Regions from separate parts of the Mus musculus genome. Here region 2 is linked to region 1. The links are chromatin loops, found by intact Hi-C in ENCODE. Cell type or tissue: left cerebral cortex. All regions are shown on one strand. Each heading gives the region's core, and the rest is flanking DNA. Links, peaks and the distances in the headings are about the cores only.

What was found. Peaks named below come from ENCODE experiments on the same cell type or tissue, not always from the same donor. Only the 100,000 strongest peaks of a DNase experiment are listed, where the experiment ranks them.
Region 2: a loop joins it to region 1, with 2.3 times the contacts of the local background. A loop is called at or near these places in 2 of 42 quality-filtered maps.

The regions. Positions count from the first base shown.
Region 1 is chr7:132,334,738-132,337,645 of GRCm38, reverse strand. No RefSeq gene overlaps it. Among named protein-coding and RNA genes, the nearest start is that of Chst15, 19 kb to the right of the region's middle. In left cerebral cortex, for the core only: no CTCF peak of the experiment used is centred there; DNase peaks (open chromatin) are centred at 730 and 1,384; H3K27ac peaks cover 549 bases.
Region 2 is chr7:132,473,608-132,476,515 of GRCm38, reverse strand. No RefSeq gene overlaps it. Among named protein-coding and RNA genes, the nearest start is that of Gm35147, 9.2 kb to the right of the region's middle. In left cerebral cortex, for the core only: a CTCF peak has its summit at 1,237; a DNase peak (open chromatin) is centred at 1,239.

The sequences.
Region 1 (2,908 bases), core at 205-2,704:
ATTACTTCTTTTACAAAATGGCCAGGGGAGAGTTATCATTTTCCAACTTCTGATCTTAATAATACAGTCCAGCTGCTCTGTGTCACCCCTCAGGGTGCCTGCTGGCAGGCCATTGTCGGGTGGTGGCTGATGGAAAATTAAAAGGATACAGAGAGATGGAATCCCAGCTTGGGTCACAGCTGGGCTACTGAGACAGGGTGGGAGTGGTCCCTGCAAGAGCCACCTCACGCCGGTTCTCCGTCTAGTCCGCGCACCCTTCATTAAAGTGGATCTGGCCCGGGAGCTTCAGAATGTTGGCTTAGAGATGGACTTGTCTCCAAACTGAGAGCCTCCTCAGCTCAGCTTCCCACTAAGTCATCCAAGGAGGGGCTGAATTATCAAATACATGGCCTTGGCCCCAGAAGGGACTGGGGCACAGTGGCAGCTTCTGGCTTCCTCTCAGCTTCAGTCTCTGCCAGCCAAGCGCTGAGGTGGGAAGGAGCCTTAGCCTCCTGGGCTGGTGGTGTCTTGGGGCTGTTTATGAAAGTGACTGGGAGGGATATGGAGGAAAATAGATCTGCCTTCTGTATCCCCAGCCACAGAGGCCCCCTGAAGCAGCTTTACTGAAGGGCTGATTTTATCAAGGGTGGATCAGAGCCAAGTCTGTTATCTGAAGGGGAGCCTGAATGGGCTGCTCAGGAGCCCATGCCACCTAGGAAACCGTGCCTCTGTGGTGTTCTCCTGCAGCAGGTCTGGCTCAGCCTACTCCCACGCCCTCTCAGCCTTGTCTTCAGAACTGAAAGGAAATCTCAAATGGAATGTGTTTTTAGGGTAGCAGTGAGTAATTTTTATAAAAGTACGATTTCATTTTCTTTTTCAAATTCTCGGTGGAACATATGACTATTAGCATTTAAAAAAGTATTCAGGGGGCTGATCCGGGGGCAATTAGAGCAGTCACTTTAAAATCCCCAAAGTGCTCTGAAAGTGGTGTGCTAATGGTGATCAAATTATAAATGCAAGCTGGGTTCCCACTGGAAAGAGAGAGAAAGAAAAAAAGAAAGAAAGAAAAAAGCCTGCTTGAGGGATGTTCCACTTTTCAAGTTAGGAACCCAGGGATAATAGCAGCCTGATCCCAGCTGCACATGGAGACAGTTCGGGCACGAGGAGGAACGAGGAGGACAGTGGGAAGGAAGGGGTCATGATGCCCACCCTGAGGAGCAAGCTCTCTCCATCCTCCGGAAAGTCTCCAGATCAGTCAGGATAAGGGTCAGATTGCTGAACCCTGCTAATTCATCAGCTCCACTTGAAAGTTGGGGAGGATGAATGAGACTCTTAGTGAGAACGTCTAGAACAAGGGTGGGGGCTGGGAAGAATGCACAGTGGTAGAGAGCATGTACATTCTGCTCTTAGAGTCTGAGTCAGTTCTCAGCACCCGTGGCAGGTGGCTCATAAACCATCTGTAGTAAAACAGAAAACTAAGATGGGAGCCTGGACTGATAGCTTGAAATTGCAGGAGTGGTCCCTTCACCATGCTGTAGATATGTCTACTAAGAAAGCCTTCCTCCTTATTGAGTCTTTTTTTTATCCTATCTGTAAAATGGGTTTGTTGGGTGGACTCCCCCCCCCCCCTGCCCCAGGTATGCTTTGTAAATAAAAAAATGAATCATGGCCTCATAACAGATGGGGATTCTTAAGTGAGATGCTTGAGTGCAGATTTACCTCAATCAAAGCTGTAGCTGGTATCTGAACCTCCCTCCCCACCTATTGGTTTCTTGCATTCAGTAATCTATTGGGCCTGTGAGGAGGCCTGCACTGTATGGCTTCTCCTTGAGCTTTGGACTATGGTCCCACAATTCGGTCACACTCCTATTCTCTGGTCTTTACAAATACTTCCATCCCATTTCCTTGTACCCACTTCAGTGAAAACACAAAGCCACCTAAGATTGCCCCACACCCTCCCTTATTGCCCCTCCCCCCACAATCTCTCCTCTCACTGTGGACAGGTCCCTGCAGCTCGATGAGACCTAATCTGTGATGCCAGATCCCACCTTCTCTCACTGACTTCTAGATCTTCTTCTAGCAGTTTTTGACTTCCTCTGAACTGAAGCTTTCTTCCTTTGTGGGTTAACAGATACCCAAAGCTATTCAAACAGGCTGTACTTTCCCCTCATAGGCCAAAACTCATCTTATGATTCCATTTCCGCTCCGTCCACACTCTGCTCATCTGCTTCCTGTCAGAGCTACACTTCTTGAGGACTCTGTCTGTGCGCTCCTGTCAATCTTTGTGGTCTCATTGTTTCAATTTACTATTCTCTGATTAATTGTCCCCCTCATTGACTTGGTCTTAGCATGACATACTTTATAATATACTTTGATATCCACCAGGAATTGTCTCTAAGACCCCATTCTACATCAGCTCCATTATACTACTAGCATATGACCTATGTATATCCTTCCCTACATCTGAAATCATTCAAATCATTACTTATAGTGCCCAGTATACTGTAAGTGTTACGTGAATACTTATGTTGTATTGTTTAGGGAACGATGACAAGAAGAAATGTCTGCACATGTTTCAATACAAATGCAGTACTTTTCAAATATTTTCAATCTGTATTTGAGTCCTCTCATATTAAGAGCTAGAGGATGTGGAGAGATGTCTGTGTTTATGCACCTTGCTTACTTAGCACCTTCTTCCAGCTCTCTGAGGTCAGGATTCAATCTGTTTTACTTGTGGCTGAAACCTTAACACCTAGATCAGTGCTGGAATAGGGAGGAACTAAATAAATATTATTAAACCATAAGTAAAATTCATAGACTGTGAAATGCCTTCACATGCATGAATGAGTTTTGCAAATCCAGGATCCACTGTTTTGCTGATGTACGAGTAGGACATAAGGCACCGGATGCTGCTTGATGTCTCTGGGCC
Region 2 (2,908 bases), core at 209-2,708, 140 kb before region 1:
TACACATGTATAAAAATAAACCCTCCTTTACAACCAAAATTTTAGAGCAAAAATCCTGCTTCCTGCGGTCCCAATAGCTGACTCTTCTACCTATGGCAATATGCCAATTACAGAGATCACAACAGCCAGAAACAGGGAGGAAGGAGGCTTACTCAGTGTGGCCACATGGGGACAAATATTAAAGGGGTCAACTGATCCCTGACATGAACTGTGGGCTCTTTGTTGGCAGATAGCTGCGAGGAGAGCCGGTCTCTCTGGGTCTGAATGGGATGGTGAGTGGTGTCCCAAGAGGAACCACACCGGGCTGGGAATCTTGTCGAAGCAGGGACTCGATTTAATGTGGCAGCAATTTGCTTATATAGGCAGGGCAAGGAGGTGGGGATAGGGGTATGGGGTGAGATGACGTATGGGGAGGTGTGAGATGATGAAGGATATGGGGTGACTTCACAGGGCCTATGAAAATTTTAGACATTAGTGGTGGCTAGGCAGAGGCAATTTCATCTATGCCATGTTGAGTCATTTTCAAGTGGAGGTGAATGACTGTTCTCGAAAATCAAACTAGGCTCAGGTTTGTCTTCAAGGCCCAAACAGAGGCCAAGTAGGGCCCAACAATGAACCTTGGATATTTGTAGAGCCAGGCAGGCAAGAGGTCCAAAGAATTAAGCATTTCTGGCCGGTGGGATCTGCTTGGTTCTGGTGTCTCAAGGTGGCCTGGAGAAGTCTGTCACTGCTTGGGGCTGAGGTTGGGGCTCTCCACTTGTCATGAGATAATGCCTTCTGCTCCACAGCCCAGCCTTGCCTGCTTTGACAATTGCCCCTGTTTGGGAGGAGTCTGTCTTGCAGGTTCCCCATTGCTTGGTGTTGTTTCAGTTGCCTGCTACAGATGTGCTTTGCAACGAGTCCTTTTGCTCCTGGAATCCAAGGTGACTGGAAAGGACAGGTGAAGGAGGCAAGCAACCGAGCCAAAGAGAGCCAGGATGGGGTTAGCTAGGACAGTGACCAAGATTCCATCACACCACCAAGATTAAGACCCACACCTGTGTTGTGCTCATACGTGGATAGGAGGCTGGCACCACAGAGGCTGTGACATGGCAGCTGGGTTTTGAAGGGTGAACATGAGTTTTCTAGGGTTCCTTTGAAAGAAGAAGGAGTACTTCAGGCTAGGAAACTAGCCTACACAGGGCATGAGCAGGAGGGCATGGAGGATTTTGTATGTAATGTGGCTGGGGCGGAGGCAGAGGGCGCTATAGGAACAGTAACCAATGCTGCCCCTCCCGTGGTTAAAGCTTATGTCCTGCTTTGGTAAGTGGCTGTGGGTTCCAGAGCTTCTTAATTTGCTGATGCTCTGAACCTCCCTATTGGTGATGGATGGCATGGAAGGACAGGGCTGGAGGAAGACAGATCGACATGAGTTTGTTTTTCCAGCCTTTGGGCTAGGACCAAGTCTTCTGGGAGACAAGTAGCTGACCCGAGGAAGCAGTCAGGAGGGCAAAGGCTGCATGGCACCTCTGAGGCACCTCTGAGCTGATGGGTGGCTCAGAAATATGTCCACACAGTCTTTGACACTTCCTAATAAGATGCAGTGTTGATGTCTGCTCCCCTCGGATTTGGGCCAGCTCCTTCAGGACAAACTGCTGCAGAAGCAATAATTGTCAGAGGCTACGCCCTGGGTCAATCAGGACACTCCACTTTGACACTCAAAGAAAGAGAGTTGTGCCCATGTGGCTGCAGGCTGGACAGAGCCAGGCTGCAGGAAGGCCTTATACTCATACCCAGGGGATTCACTAAGGCCCTCACTGACAGCAACAGATTAGATGACTCTAGATGCCAGTTTTGGGGTCCCACCAACTGGGGCCCCTACACTGTGGGGTAGCAATGAGCTGTCCAGCTCTGCCTTGTCTAGATTTCTGGCCTGCAAGATATGATCCATAACTCAGAGAACAGCTGCTCTGGACCTTTTGGTGGAAGTTGAATGTCTATAGGGAAAGTTCCTGGGACAAGTGGTCCAAGGGACTTGATGGCCTCTTAGACACAAGAATGAGGAAGAAAGGGCATGAGAGATGTCCCTATGTGACCAGCTTCTCATTGGATGCTATCTGGAGAGAAGGGATGGAGGGGAACCAGACAGGGACTCAGTCAGATAGGTTCCCTGCTGACTGCTCCCCAGAGAGCCCTGAGCTGCCTTTGACAGTTTATAGCAGTTCCTGCTGAGTGGGGTTCTTGCCTGGTTCTTCTTAGCCTTACTGGGTCCTGGATCTCAGGCCTCTGCCTGGCCACAAACTCCCAGACCTTCTGACATTAGCAGAGGGCATGAAGGCCCTGTTCCCTATTATGTTTTGGTGCTCCTAAGTGATTAGATTCCCTCCCCACAGTAGCCTCCTCCTGTCAGGGTTTAGTTCCTCTGGCTATGAGACCCCAGGGCTGTAGATCTGGCATTAGAGAATTGGGGGTACAGGCTACAAGAGTGATTTGGAACTGCCTGCTGTGCTGTGACCCAGGATCATCTTGTAGGGTGGGGCTTAGGGAGGGTGTATCTGGGCAGGGAGGGACCCTTGAGGAGCCAAGGGTAGCTTGGTTCTGCCATTGTTCCGCCATGTTTCCTTGGGGTTGAGGTCCACAGCTGATGGGCCTCTGATGGCTGGTGTTTAAACGCTAGTTTCAAAGCTTTTCCTGTTGGAAAGTGGTTCAGGGCAGGTAGGAGTGAGGCTCTGGCATGCCCCTGTGTCTGTCAGGAGCAAGGTGTGTCAGGAGCAAGGTGGGTTCTTCAAAGCCCTTTGATACAGGGCCATTTGGAGCCAGTCATGATCCCAAGCCAAGGTACCACCAGCGTTGCTAATGTTATCAAGCGTGTTAGACTAAGAACTTCTTAGATCCTGGGGTAAGCTTGGTGAATGAGGTAGAGTGGGTT